4 separate regions of the Homo sapiens genome follow, and all the other regions are linked to region 3. A link is a contact called in ENCODE Hi-C or POLR2A ChIA-PET data. All regions are on one chromosome and are shown on one strand. Each heading gives the region's core, a stretch centred on a gene start or an enhancer-like site at or near the end of the contact. The rest is flanking DNA. Distances are from core to core; before and after follow the strand shown.

The links. Hi-C counts contacts between places; a loop is a spot of excess contacts on that map. ChIA-PET counts read pairs that join two places held with the same protein, here RNA polymerase II (POLR2A). Pooled maps may share reads with other maps.
Region 1: a pooled map shows a loop between it and region 3 (3-fold over the local background). The contact joins two enhancer-like sites. A Hi-C loop is called at or near these places in 7 of 50 pooled maps. POLR2A ChIA-PET finds 5 or more read pairs at or near these places in 2 of 52 experiments (BJ and OCI-LY7).
Region 2: a loop to region 3 is called in a map of naive thymus-derived CD4-positive, alpha-beta T cell, with 5 times the contacts of the local background. The contact joins the promoter of DPP4 here to the enhancer-like site in region 3. A Hi-C loop is called at or near these places in 1 of 168 maps with a recorded cell type or tissue (naive thymus-derived CD4-positive, alpha-beta T cell), 5 of 37 single-sample maps with no recorded cell type and 10 of 50 pooled maps.
Region 4: a loop to region 3 is called in a pooled map, with 5 times the contacts of the local background. The contact joins two enhancer-like sites. A Hi-C loop is called at or near these places in 4 of 50 pooled maps. POLR2A ChIA-PET finds 5 or more read pairs at or near these places in 2 of 52 experiments (activated T-cell and naive thymus-derived CD4-positive, alpha-beta T cell).

Annotation. Positions count from the first base shown.
Region 1 is chr2:160,385,883-160,389,303 of GRCh38, reverse strand. All of the region lies in intron 1 of RBMS1 (RNA binding motif single stranded interacting protein 1), which reads left to right. Among named protein-coding and RNA genes, the nearest start is that of MIR4785, 20 kb to the left of the region's middle. Within about 2 kb of position 1,268, at least 24 of the 41 ENCODE cell types and tissues checked have a DNase peak (open chromatin) inside an H3K27ac peak, as active enhancers do.
Region 2 is chr2:162,072,356-162,075,961 of GRCh38, reverse strand. DPP4 (dipeptidyl peptidase 4) reads left to right here and starts at 1,747. Exons shown (of 26, transcript NM_001935.4): 1 at 1,747-1,986; 2 at 2,476-2,563. The coding sequence starts at 1,981. DPP4-DT (DPP4 divergent transcript) reads right to left here and starts at 1,105. Exons shown (of 3, transcript NR_147697.1): 1 at 1,027-1,105; 2 at 351-484. RefSeq lists a promoter at 1-1,342, enhancers at 897-1,594, 2,029-2,228 and a silencer at 1,619-1,878.
Region 3 is chr2:161,075,823-161,079,003 of GRCh38, reverse strand. No RefSeq gene overlaps it. Among named protein-coding and RNA genes, the nearest start is that of TANK-AS1, 83 kb to the left of the region's middle. Within about 2 kb of position 1,348, at least 11 of the 41 ENCODE cell types and tissues checked have a DNase peak (open chromatin) inside an H3K27ac peak, as active enhancers do.
Region 4 is chr2:160,515,674-160,519,262 of GRCh38, reverse strand. No RefSeq gene overlaps it. Among named protein-coding and RNA genes, the nearest start is that of RBMS1, 24 kb to the right of the region's middle. Within about 2 kb of position 2,087, at least 2 of the 41 ENCODE cell types and tissues checked have a DNase peak (open chromatin) inside an H3K27ac peak, as active enhancers do.

The DNA.
Region 1 (3,421 bases), core at 19-2,518, 690 kb after region 3:
CATGCATATTTTGCAGGGCACAGCATTTTCTGGTATTTTTCTCAGGCTTTCTTTAAAAATTGTGTTTCCTCATCACATTTAAAACATGGATTTGCTCATATCAAATTTTTCCAGAACACATCCAGGGTGTGAAGTTAGGTATACTTATCGGTCATTATCTCAGCAAGAATTGTCAGTGTGTGACAGTGCTCTGTGTCAGGGATGCGCCTAGAGGTGCTCCACCCTTTCTGATTAAAATGAGGTCGTTGGGTTGACCAGGACAGCTGTTTTCTGAAATTTTTGCCACAAACAATCACGTCAACTAAAGTAAGGATGGAGACAGTTTGTGAGATGAGCACATGTGGAAATTACTCTATGCCTGAATAGGAACAGAAAGATCTGGCCTGTCACTGTGTGGGTGTATGCTGTGGAAGGCCTCCCCCCAGGGGGATTCATCCCAGCAATTTGTTTATCCCAATAAAGTTTGTAGACCTGTTAACCTAGGAACTCCCTACATGTCAATTAGAGGAGCCATGAAAACCTCTCGCATCGCAGGGAGGGTTGGTTAGAAGTGTCAGTTCAGGGAACCGGAAATTGCTTGGCTCAGCTGACACAAAAGAGGATCTGAAGGGTGCGGGCAGAGAGCAGGCAGTTTTAGAACCAGGAGACGCCTTTTCCTGCTGGGGAGTGACAAGTCAAGTGTCATTTGGAAGAGTTGAAAGGTGGACTCTGTGTGGAGCAAGGGACAAGATGGGGCTGCTTTGGGAGTGACACGGACCCAGAGCTAGAGTGCCCAGAAGATTCCGATTAGCTGTGGAATCCCGTGGAGTAGCCCTTCCAGCTTAGCAGGGGCACTGGGTCTCTGAATTTCAAAGACTTGCTGTCTTGGTTTTACCCCTCACCGTACCACCTGCATCAGAAACTCTTGGGGTGCTCATTAAAAATGTAAACCATTGGGTCCCTCTGTCGCCGGCAAAAACAATGTGGGGGGCATTTTAGGCTATCTGGGTTACCTGGAATCTCACTGAAGGCTAAGGACCACTGGGTGAATTATTCCTCAAAGAGCGGTTGCTCTGTGTGTTTGAACCTTTCAGTGATGAGAAATGAACTGTCTTCTAAAGCAGTGATCTTTTAAGTCTGGGGTGATGCAGGCAGGAAATGTAAATGGGTGCCAAATAAGAGAATGACAGTCTTATGAGTAACTGAGTTAAAATTGAGTCCAAAGAAAAATTGGGATACTTTGCTTAGGATTGACGTCAGAAAAGCTAACAGCACATGTTAGTTGGAACCCTGTTTGGCTGTAGTACCGGAGCAGCTGGACTGATGCATGAGAGCCATTCTGAGTTCCTCTAGGACACTGGAAATAGTTTCAGAGGTCAGCCTGTGGACATGCTGAGCCAGCTAAGATGCCAGGGCCAGGCATAAACCTCTGGGTTCAGATGAAGCTCTCTGAAATCTAGGATAAGGAAAAGCTTTTTCTTTTCTTTTTTTTTTTCCTGTCTAATGTCTGCCATATAATTTTTAAAGTAACTGCCTGATGGGGTGGCAGTGTATGCATTTGCACATTATGGGGTGGGAGGATCTGTGTGTTTTGTGGGGGAGGCTGTCACAAAAAGGAGAGATTCCTGAGCATATATTGAGCCCAAATACTGTGAGCAATGAGAATGAGTTTCCATTTTCTTTCTTTTTGTTGACCCTTTTCCTCACCCTCTCTGCTGTACACAGAGTAGGAAAGACTGTCATTTGCAGCACAGACAGAAAATGTTCCAGGGCTTGTGCCATTGCAGAAACCCCTTCCTCCCCTGAAACTGGTCAGCTGTCTAATCAGAGAGGCACCCAGACCACGACGTGGCTCCTCTCCCTGCCTCTGCTTGTTCAGGCACCATCCCTAAAACCTGCCAGTTAATGCTACCTTTAGGAAAAAACATTTAGTGATTAAAAGCTCTTGCTAAAATGTGGAGATTTACCCAATTCTTATTCATCCCTCCTAAGGGAAGACTGCAAAAAAAAAAAATCATTAAAATAAAAAGACTAGATACTGTAATGTAATCTCACTTGCCTCAGTCTTTTCCCATTTACTAGCATCACCGCATCCCCAGCTGCTGCAGCTAATAACATTTTGAAATTTTTAACTTCTATACTGACAACCATATATAGGGCTATTGAACAGCTAGAGGGGAAAGCAGCCAGGAATATCAAGGGGTGGGGACAGTCTTAGAATTTGATAAACAGACAGTGTCCTGTGATCAAATTGGTTGAAAGCAGCAACTTGTACACCATGTAGAAAACATGCTTCCCAGTTCTTCAGCTGACACCTAGCTAGGAGGAGTGGTGATGTACACAAAATAACAGTAGCTTCCAGAAAGCGGCACACTGGAAGGTAAGCCCACGTTTGTAATAGGAATAAATAATCATAAAATCCTGCATTTCTGTGAAAAATACTGAGGGAATTCTAGTATGACTAGGTGTATAAAAAGACCTGAATGGTTGATGTCTTAGTTCAGGCCGCTCTAACAAAGTAGACTAGGTGGCTTATCAACAACAGAAATCTATTTGTCACAGTTCTGGAGGCTGGAAGTCTGAGATCAGGGTGCCAACATGATCGGGTTCTGGTGAGGGCTCTCTTCTGGGTGGTAGACTGCTGACTGCTGTATTTTCATGTGGCAGAGAGAGCCATAGGGTTCTCTGGGGTATGTTTTTATAAGGGCAGTAATCCTATTCATGAGGGCTCCATCTTTATGACCTAAATCACCTTCCAAAGGCCACATCTTTTTTTTTTTTTTTGAGATGGAGTCTCACTCTGTCTCCCAGGCTGGAGTGCAATAGCACGATCTCAGCTCTCAGCACTGCAACCTCCGCCTCCTGGGTTCAAGTGATTCTCCTGCCTCAACCTCCTGAATAGCTGGGATTACAGGCACGCGCCACCATGCCTGGCTAAGTTTTGTATTTTTAGTAAAGACGGTGTTTCACTGTGTTGGTCAGGCTGGTCTCGAACTCTTGACCTCGTGATCCACCTGCCTCAGCCTCCCAAAGTGTTGGGATTACAGGCGTGAGCCACTGTGCCTGGCCAAGGCCCCACCTTCTATACTATTACATTAGGGGTTAGGATTTCAACAAATGAACTTTAGGAGGACATAAACATTCAATTCAAAGTATTTGGTTTGACTATAAATGAGTATTAGCCAACAAATTAATTTAGCTGCTTACGCCCTTAGCATAGTTTTACCTATATTAATAAAATTATGATATTTTGATTAAGAAATGAAATCATCATACTACCTAGACAAATAAATTCTAGTTCAGAAGTTCTTTCAGTTTGGCTTTTTGAAGTCAGAACACATGTTTTTGTGTGTAGAAACATTATACCATGTTTGGAAGCCAGGTTCCTAGGTTTCCCAGGTTACCACAGAAACCCAGCCTTTCAGTGGACGTTTCGAACCAA
Region 2 (3,606 bases), core at 498-2,997, 1.0 Mb before region 3:
GAGATGGCCCAATGTAAGATCTACACTGACTCATCAGTGGTGGCTAATGTGTTGGCCAGCTGCTACCTTAAGGATTTGGAAAAAACAAGATTGAAAGACTGGTGACACAGAGGTCAAGGTGGGGGAGGCATGTGAGAGAGTCTCTTGAAATGGGCACAGGGTGTGAAGATATTTGCGTCTCATGGAGTGCCCTCCAGAGAACAAATTGACCTGTCCCGTAGATGTCAGCCAGCCTCCTGCCAGCTTCCTTGGGGCTTGCTGAATGTACAATGAGTGCCATGGTGCTGGCATGGAGATGAAGCACAGGCTTAACTCTCCAGACTTCCTTCACCGAGGCTGATGTGGCTTACCAATGCTGAGTGAGCAAAATGCTGAGAGTGAAGGGCAGCACTGAGCCCCCTGTGGCACCATTCCCCGTAGTCCGTGTTAAATGGCCTCTCTTCACAGCATCAGTTCACAGGGTCCAGTAACACCATTGACTCATCTTCCTCAGCAGTTGGAAGAGGGAGGAGGAGAGTTAGTTTCAGCCTCTGGAGTTGGGGGTGAGTGAGGATACTGATGTATCACAAGCAACTAGTGGGCAAGGGGGAAAAGATGACTGAGTTCAAAAGCAATGCCTGGATTGGAAATAAAAGATGGAAAATTGCATTAATTCATAATCATGTGGTAATGCCCCATCGGACTCTGCATTCTTAATCTTTTACCTCTACTGACAGAGAGGCTTTGCTTTTCAGCTGCTGTGAACAAGCTGAAGAGGCCTTATCCTCTTATCTGCAAGAGTGGAAGTAATCACAGGGGGCCCTAAAGGCAAATGTTTACCTGTGTATTTTATCGTGAAAGTGCCAAGGGTCCAGACCTCACCTCTCTTGTCCCACTTTATCTCCAGTACCTAGAAGGGAGGCTGGCACATTGTAACCACTCAAACATCTGTGGATGACTGGAATAAATGGGAGGATGTAGGAATGAATGAACGAATGAATAATCCTTTAGGGAACAATAGAGAGCTGGGGGAGGGAGAAGCCATACCTGATCTTTTATTCTTCTCCAAAACCCTTGAAAAGACTATGAGAGGCCGCATAGAGTAGCCATTAAGACCTTGAACTCTTAATTTAGGATCTACAACTTCCTAGCTGAATGGCTTGGCCAAGTTATTTATTCTCTGTGTACAGTCTTCCTTCCTGTAAAACAAACACAGTAAATGCTTAGAGCAGCACCTGGGAAAAAGTCAAGTTCCACATAAGTGTTACTGTCATTATTTTTGTCATCTTGATGAGTGTGTAAGCCTGCAAGACAATCGGGAAATTCCCTAGGGAGGGTGAATCCAGATACTCAGCTTCCAAGGGCCATTCAAGAGGGAACAATCACCTTTTCTCTTTGCCTTTCATACTGCTTTAGACCCCTCACTGCTTCCTAACATAACTTTCACTGGCAAGAGACGGAGTCCTGGGTTTCAGTTCCAGTTGCCTGCGGTGGGCTGTGTGAGTTTGCCAAAGTCCCCTGCCCTCTCTGGGTCTCGGTTCCCTCGCCTGTCCACGTGAGGTTGGAGGAGCTGAACGCCGACGTCATTTTTAGCTAAGAGGGAGCAGGGTCCCCGAGTCGCCGGCCCAGGGTCTGCGCATCCGAGGCCGCGCGCCCTTTCCCCTCCCCCACGGCTCCTCCGGGCCCCGCACTCTGCGCCCCGGCTGCCGCCCAGCGCCCTACACCGCCCTCAGGGGGCCCTCGCGGGCTCCCCCCGGCCGGGATGCCAGTGCCCCGCGCCACGCGCGCCTGCTCCCGCGCCGCCTGCCCTGCAGCCTGCCCGCGGCGCCTTTATACCCAGCGGGCTCGGCGCTCACTAATGTTTAACTCGGGGCCGAAACTTGCCAGCGGCGAGTGACTCCACCGCCCGGAGCAGCGGTGCAGGACGCGCGTCTCCGCCGCCCGCGGTGACTTCTGCCTGCGCTCCTTCTCTGAACGCTCACTTCCGAGGAGACGCCGACGATGAAGGTGAGTGCCGCGCCACGTACGTCCCCGGGGCGAGCTGTGGGGACCTCTTCGCCAAACTCCCCAAATGGCCCAAAAGCTGGCGAAACCGGACCAGGGACTCCCCTTAGGCGGAAGCCCCAAGGCCACCCTCTGACAGGTGAAGGGACGTCCCAGAGCTCTCGCTTAGCTTTCGGACCCTGGCTTCTGCTAGGACCCTGGCGTCGAGCTTTGAATGTCCCGGAGAGCCACTCACAGAACGCACGCCCGAACCCGGGCAGGGGTAGAGAAACCAACGCTAATGTGCTCTGAAGGCACAAGTTCAAGGGCACCCGCCTTAGAGAACTCCAACTGGCGCACTCCAGACGCCACCCCCACCCCCAGCCCGCGGTCTCCCTCTTCTAACGCACTCCCACCTGCAAATCCTGCTGCCTCTGGAGCAGCCCCGACCCTCCTACGGAAACTGGGGCCACACGCTTCCCTCTAATTGGACTTGATCTGCTCGGCTTGCAGACACCGTGGAAGGTTCTTCTGGGACTGCTGGGTGCTGCTGCGCTTGTCACCATCATCACCGTGCCCGTGGTTCTGCTGAACAAAGGCAGTAAGTTTGAAACATTTGAAAAAGATAGGACAGTTGGAGCTCAGGTCAGGCTCCGTCTTACCACGCTAAGGGAAACGAGGGATTTTGCGTGGGGTTGGACCAGTGCCCCGAAGTGTAGCTGAGAAGGCTTCCCAGTTGTTGTTGCTGCTTGTAGAGCAGCAGCTGGATTCACTTCGCGGGGTCTTCAGTGTTTAGGCTGAAACTCTTGCGGCTTTCACGTCTTGTTATGTATAATAAATGCATGCTTCCTGAAATTAGGGAGAGTCGGGATTTTTAAAATTTCAATTTTAAATTTAATTTGTAAATTTTTAAATTTACATGTAATTTTTGAGAAAAGTTTTTGGGTGTGATCGAAAAAGGAAAAAAGGCAGTGTTTAAAGAGCCCAAAGACAGCAGTAAGGATATCTGAAATGGAAAGGAAAAATGAGAAAGCAAGCCCCAAAATACAGTTTTGAGAAATGATGTTCCACAGGGAACCCAGACTGTTTTCCCTCAAGGGTGGTGAGAATTCAGTTGGAGGGTGGGGAGGCAGGGAAGTAATTGACCAATTTAGCAGTATTGCAGAGCTAAATAATAAAGCTGGTATACACGATAATATTTAAGAAGGGTCTGGAATCAGTGATGTTTTGGTGGATTCTTTTATTTAAGGACTTTCATGTCTTTTTAGCTTGCCTAAATGTATAAAACACTCACATAATGGAATACTCACTGTAGGATGCAAGCAAGTGAGAACTACTAGTTTCAGTCTCCCCTGGCCTTACTTTCCTTTTAAACACTTGCTTTCATTTCAGCATTACACACTATAAATTAGTCAGCCAGTTAAAGCATTCTCTCTGGAAGATTTAGTCAACTGAGGAATGTATAGTCAGTGCTTGCATACTCAAGGAGTCTTATCTAGATTTTAGGATGACAGTTCAGAATTAGATTGTAGAGCTATGAAAACCATGCTTGCTGTGCAATTCAAGGCCAGGGCAAATGTGCCAAAGGTTAAATAACTGAATGGGTTGACCTACTGCTAATGAAATTTGAAGAAACCAGTGGTT
Region 3 (3,181 bases), core at 99-2,598:
AGAAAATGGGAAAGTTCTAAGAGTTCTAGGAGTATGTGTGTGCATTGTAGGTTGAGGCTTTGTTTTATGCTCTATGTTCAGTGTGTCAGAGAATCTAGCCATGGAGTGAGAGTGGGGTGGAGTGAGAGTGGATTCTCTGTTAGTCTTATGCTGTCATATATGACGAATGTTTGTCCAGGTACTTGTCATTTTAGCCAGATTTCCAGCTACACAGTCAATGAGGGGCTCACACTTAGCTGAATGGATAGGGTTGTACAAGCCACAATCCCTGTCTTTGGTAAAAGACAAAAATTGACACTACAACAAAAAAACTGACATGGGTTATGGGTCTATGAAAAAAATACTGCACAAAAAAATGGCTTGGAATCCTAAATAATATGGAGGAATACACAAACTCTATGAAACAGCAACAAGCTAATTAGCCACCTTAAACACTGAAGAGTTGGGTACCTCATTTCCCCTCATCATCTCTACCCATTTTACCACCATTCTGGGTGCCCTCTGTCTCTTCCTGAATGACCATTCTGTTGTGGGCTAAATTGTGTTTTCAGCTCCATCCCCATTCATATGTTGAAGTCCTAAGTTCTATTGCCCCAGGATATGACTATATTTGGAAATGGGGTCTTTAAAGAGTTAATGAAGGTTAAATGAAGTCTTTGGAGATTGGTCTCAATCCAATATGACCCATGTCCTTGTAAGGGAAGATTAGTTCACAGACAGAGAAGAAAGAACACTTAAAGGCACAGGGAGAATACGGCTACCGACAAGCCAAGACAAGCCTCTGAAGAAAGACCTTGCTCACGCCTTGATCTCAGAGTGCCAGCCTCCACAACTGTGAGGAAATGAATTTCTGTGGTTTAAGCCACCCAGTCTGTGGCACTTGGGAAGCCCTAGCAAACTAATATACCATCCAATTGCTTGGCCTCTCAGTTTCTTTATTTTCTCATCTCTAGGGACTTTTACTGTGTTTCTCTTCAGCCCCTCCTCCCAGGGCAGCACCCTGATGCTGTCATGATCCAGAACCTTCTGAAATATTACATTCAAATCTGTACTGTTGGGAAATCTCTGACCATAGTTATACTGCCTTGTGACCTTCACATTTGGCTACTGCCACCCAATCCTTCAATGTCACCTGTGTCCCCAAATAAACCCCACTTCTTGCTCCCAACTCCCCCGTCATCTTCCTTGTCAACTGAATCTAGACATTGTGGTTTATCACTTCATCCTTTGTTTTGTCAGTATCTTTAAACCTGTATTTCCTTCCATAGTGACAGCCTCGCAAAACCCCAACCCAGCTGTTTTCCCTGAACTCATACAGTATTTCTGAGCAGTGTTAAAGGAAACCGCACAGCCACATCATGTGTTCTGAACCATTGTAAAGTCATTTAGGTCTTCAAGCCTGTCCCATTATCTCTTCCCTTCTCTGCAGCTACTATTTCAAACTTCCTCTATTCTCTCTTCAAAATTTGGCTCTCACTATGTCCAACAGATGACTTCACTTCCTATTTTATAGGGAAAATTGAGGTCACCAGAGAGAAATTTCCCCCAGTTCTGCCAACTAATCTGTAAACATCTTCATTCTCACTAGTCATTCTTTGTTACCCTGTATTACACACGAATATGTGCTCCTTTTCCTTCCTGAGGTTAATTCCTTAATAACCCTTTGAATTCCATTTCTCACAGTTCTTCCAAGGCCTCACACTTTTCATTGTTCTTTTGTTCTCTCTCATGTTTAATTCTCTACTTTCTCCCCTTATCTGTTCCTTCTGCTCACTATTTAAATACTCTCAAAATATCCCAGTAGCCCCTGCTACTTCTGGAAGCGTGCCTCACGCCTCAGTGTGCTGGGGCAAAATGTTGGAATGAGCCCCACTGACACACGGACATACAAAGTTTGTTTGTTTGTTTTGAGATGGAGCTCTGTCACCCAGGCTGGAGTGTAGTGGCGCGATCTTGGCTCACTGCAACCTCTGCCTCCCGAGTTAAAGCGACTCTCCTGCCTCAGCCTCCCGAGTACCTGGGATTACAGACGGCTGCCACCATGCCCAGCTAATTTTTGTATTTTTAGTAGAGATGGGATTTTGCCATGTTGCCCAGGCTGGACTCAAACTCCTGACTTCAGGTGATCGCCTCAGCCTCCTAAAGTGCTGGGATTACAGGCAGGAACGACCACGCCTGGCCTGGCATTGTTTTAAGTGTCTTTCATATTTTAACTCAACTACCACACAACAGAGCTCTAAGAAAGTCACGATTTTTTCCATATTGGGCAGCTTAGAAAATAAACCATACATAATAACAGAACAATAACAAAAGCAAACATTTACATGGCACCTAATATTAAAAATGCTGTACATTATTACATGATTTATTTCTCACATTAACACTATGAGATTGGTACTATGACCGTTTCTGCTTTACAGAGTGTGACTTCTAAGGATACCCAGTTGGCAAGTGGTAGAGTCAGGATTAGAACCCAAGCAGTTTTAACACATTGTTAAATGTGTTAGCACTGTTTTGAGAAAATCTTTAATCAAAAAGCAAATCAAAAGTAAGACCTGAAGAAGGAAGAAGTCACGGAATAAAAGAATCATTGACTAATTTCTGTCCTACCAGCTCCACTGCTTCCCAGCTCTGTGACCTGAGGCAAGTTGTGTAACCTTTGTGTCTCAATTTTCTCATTAAAAAAAAGGAATAATAAGATTATTTATTTCTTTGGTTGTGAAGATAAAAATATGTTAAAGCACATAAAGTGCTTATATCAATGCTTAAGAATGTAAGATGTACTAAATCAGGGGTGTCCAATATTTTGGCTTTCCTGGGTCACATTGGAAGAATTGTCTTGGGCCATACAAAAAATACGCTAATAGTAATGATAGCTGAGAACAACAACAACAAAAATCCCCCAAAATCACATTATGTTTTAAGAAAGTATGAATTTGTGTTGGGCCACATTCAAAGCCGTCCTGGGCTGCACGTGGGATCAAGGCTGCGGGTTGGACAAGCTTGTGCTAAATCATACTATTTTGTTTTTCTTACATCTTCTCAACCATGCATAATTAATGATGAACAGGAGGTAAGGTGAAAAGGAGGCTGGCAAAATCTCTCCTGAAGGATTTACATAAGTGACTTAATTCCTTTTGGAATGTCCCTCTGCATTGCTGCAATGAGTACAGCTCTTAGC
Region 4 (3,589 bases), core at 838-3,337, 560 kb after region 3:
AGCCATAGAATGACATAAAACCTAGAAAGTAATCAGTCCAAATTATAACACTAGTAAGGTACAAGGATTCCGAGGAGGAGATCTGTGGGAAAAGTTGGGAGAGGGGTAACTATGAAAGTATTAGTCCACGAATGACCAAAGTTGTCAAATTCAAACAAAGTCAGGAGCTTTAGGGAACAATAAAATAGATTCCAAGTTATAAGAAGAGTATGAAAGGAACTAGTTAGATACATAGTGGGGAAAGCACCATAACAAACAATCTAGACTAGAAATTATGAAACAAACTAAACTGTGGAATGATTTTAAGCAATTGGTGGCATAAGAAAGGTACCTTAATTTGAATTTAACACAAGTAATGGTCCTAAGAATGGCACCAAATTGTACTATCAGGAAGCCTCTGAGTGACCAATATTTACATACAAGAATGTTAAAGCAATGTATTGGTTTTCAGCATTCACAAAGCTGTAGACAATCATAGGAAGGTTTAATTATGGTTATAGAATACAACAAAATGTAACCAACAGTTAAATAGGAAGATAAAACAAATTGTTTGGATATCTCTTGGGCAAAAATTTAACAATCTTTTGGTCAGATTGGTTTCTTCATGGTAATGGACTCTACTAACAAGCCCGTCAAGATGTGTAGGGAGAAATGGCAGGTTTATAAGGCAATGTGAAGATCGGTGGCATGAAGTCCTGAGAAGGAGTTTGAAAGGAACCTGTTCAAAAGCATTAGTTAAAAAATAAAAGTACGTTGCGTGTGGTGACTCATACCTGTAATCCCAGCGTTTTGGGAGGGCAAGGCAGGAGGATTACTTGAGGCCAGGAGTTCAAGACTAGCCTGGGCAATGTAGCGAGACCCCGTCTCTAAAAATAAAAAATTAGAGAGACATAGTGGTGTGCTCCTACAGTCCTAGCTATGCAGGAGGCTGAAGTAGAATTGTTTGAGCCTATGAGTTCAAGGTTACAGTGAGCTATGATTGCATGCCACTGTACTCTAGCCTTGGTGACAGAGTAAGACACTGTCTCTACCAAAATTAGAAGATGTTCTTTCATCCTCTCAGGAAGAGTGAAAAAGAACTGGTGATAATACTTGAGGTTGAGGGAAAGTAATTTCCAGAAAAATTTGCCAGACTACTCTAAAAGTTCCATCACTATTTAGCTAGTTTCTAACGTTTGTCTGAAAACTAAGAATGGTGTATCACATTCAATTCATTTTAAGCATAAATTTGAATCCATGAATAAAGTTTTTCATTTTTGCAGACACCACGCCCTTTTCCTGTTCTCCAGTTCTTTTCAATTTTGTTCCATAAGACAATTGTGCCATTATGCTCCATGGAAACCATTCCATGCATTCTTGGCATCAGTTTTTGGTCCTCTTGGTGTCTTTAACTCCTACTAATATGAATGGGCATGACCTCAGTATCAAAGGGTCATTTAATTTGGTGTACAACATGATAACAAATTATCTTCTGTGCACATAATATATACAAATTCAAAGCTTGCCCAGAATATAAATAGTTCTTGAACATATTCTGTCCTTTTTGAAAAGCAATGCTGTATGCATGTGCACAAGTTCCATGATTTCCATGATTTCCCCTAGACATTTTGGACATGTTACATGTGGCTTCACCAGAAAAGGAAAGTGGAAAAGTCAGGCGATTATCTAATGAACGTACTTAATGGAGGCAGTCAGTCTGGAACACATAGCAGTAAAGCAATTTCTCAGAATCCCTTTTTGAAACTTGAATTATCAATAATGTCACCTTAGCCCCTCAGTGATTTGTGTATGTGTTGCAAATTACTTGAAATGAAGACATTTAGGTGGCAATATTTTGCCTATTTTCATAGAGAAAGAAGAAACTGACCTTGTTTAAATAAATGTCAAAAACTTTTAACGTAGACACTGGCAAGTTTAATTTTTTTTTCCATTGAGGTACATGATGTACCATAAGCTCCAGCTGAATTCTGAAGCTGTTGCTTAGCTCTTCCTGTGGGCCTCCTCCAAATACAACTTCACCTAACACGCTAGAAGTGGAAGAGGCAGGAGGGAGAACAAACGCCCCTCGAGATTTCAGTGACTCATCTTAAATGGCCTTTTACACGCCTGTGTACTTGTGGTTAAGAACCGTGGGGCTCAGAGTGCAAATATGTAAACTACATAAATTAGTACCTTGAATCAAAAGCCAAGGTATGTTTTTTAACCAGCACTGAAATATAGATAAGCTCTCCCTCCCACTCTCCCACCCGCTTAAAATGGCCCCACAGGAAGCAGGTAGGAAGATCATTTTGTTTTCCACCCTCTCCAGCCCTACGTTTCTGTCCCAGGCAAAGGCAGCTCATTGGAATTGTCCCAGCAGGCTTGTTATGTCTGAGAGTGAGGAGGAAGATGCTGAGAGCTGGGCTTTGTTAGTTTCATGTTTTCTGGAGCACAGTGTGGGTGTGCTGTGAATACTGAGATGACATCAATCACAGAAGGTAATACAAAAACTCGCTTAGCATTAGGTGTAAGACAAGGTCAAGCAAATCTTCAGCTGGACCCAGACCTACCACCTGTTTTCAGGATTAGTTGGCAAGACAATATACTTGAGAAATCTCTGCAACAATCTACTGATCTCTAAAACCTGCCTCTTAGTCCCATGGGGACTACTGTCTTCCGCAGTGTGTGTGAGCATCTTCACTTTCCACCCCCCAGCATTACACTCCCTGACACTGACCCGATAGTCCTTTAATCAACCAGTTTGCTATTTCTTCCATCTCTAACTCTAATACTTATGAGTTAATGTGCCTCAACCTCCAAAGTTCTCTCCCTCGAAACTCTCCACTCTAAAATTCCCCATAATCAGAGAGCCTCCCATCGGATATCTCGCCATGCATCAGTTCAACTTCATCCACATTGGGTTATCAACAAACTTGAAGTATGTGAGCCACTACCTTTTCAGCTTTCCTTTCCATCTTACTTTCTGGTTCATTTGAGCTGCCATTTAAAATTTGCCACTTAAAAAAATGATCCTTTCTTTCTTTTTTTTTTTTTTGTTGTTTTTTTAAGACAGATTTTCACTCTTGTTGCCCAGGCTGGGGTGCGATGGCACGATCTTGGCTAACCACAACCTCTGCCTCCCAGGTTCAAGCGATTCTCCTGCCTCAGCCTCCTGAGTAGGTGGGATTACAGCCATGTGCTGCCACCACACCCAGCTAATTTTGTAGTTTTAGTAGAGATGGGTTTTCTCCATGTTGGTCAGGCTGGCCTGGAACTCCCAGCCTCAGGTGATCCACCTGTCTCGGCCTCCCAAAGTGCTGGGATTACAGGCATGAGCCACCGTGCCTACCTGATCCTTTCTTTTTTCTACTTACAGAAATAGAACATGCTCATGAACACTTTCTTCCTTAGTGTCTTGCTATTCCATCGTCTTGATATATGTTAAACAGTTGACCATTTTGACAATGTGCTCGTCTAGAATCCTTTATAAATTTGCTGTCTTGCCAACCACTATCTCTTCCCTCTGTAGGTTGTGTTCTGTTTTCTCCCTCTCCTGCTTCCTGGTTGATAAATGTCATTTGGAGTGAGTCACAAAAATCTGTTGATGGAA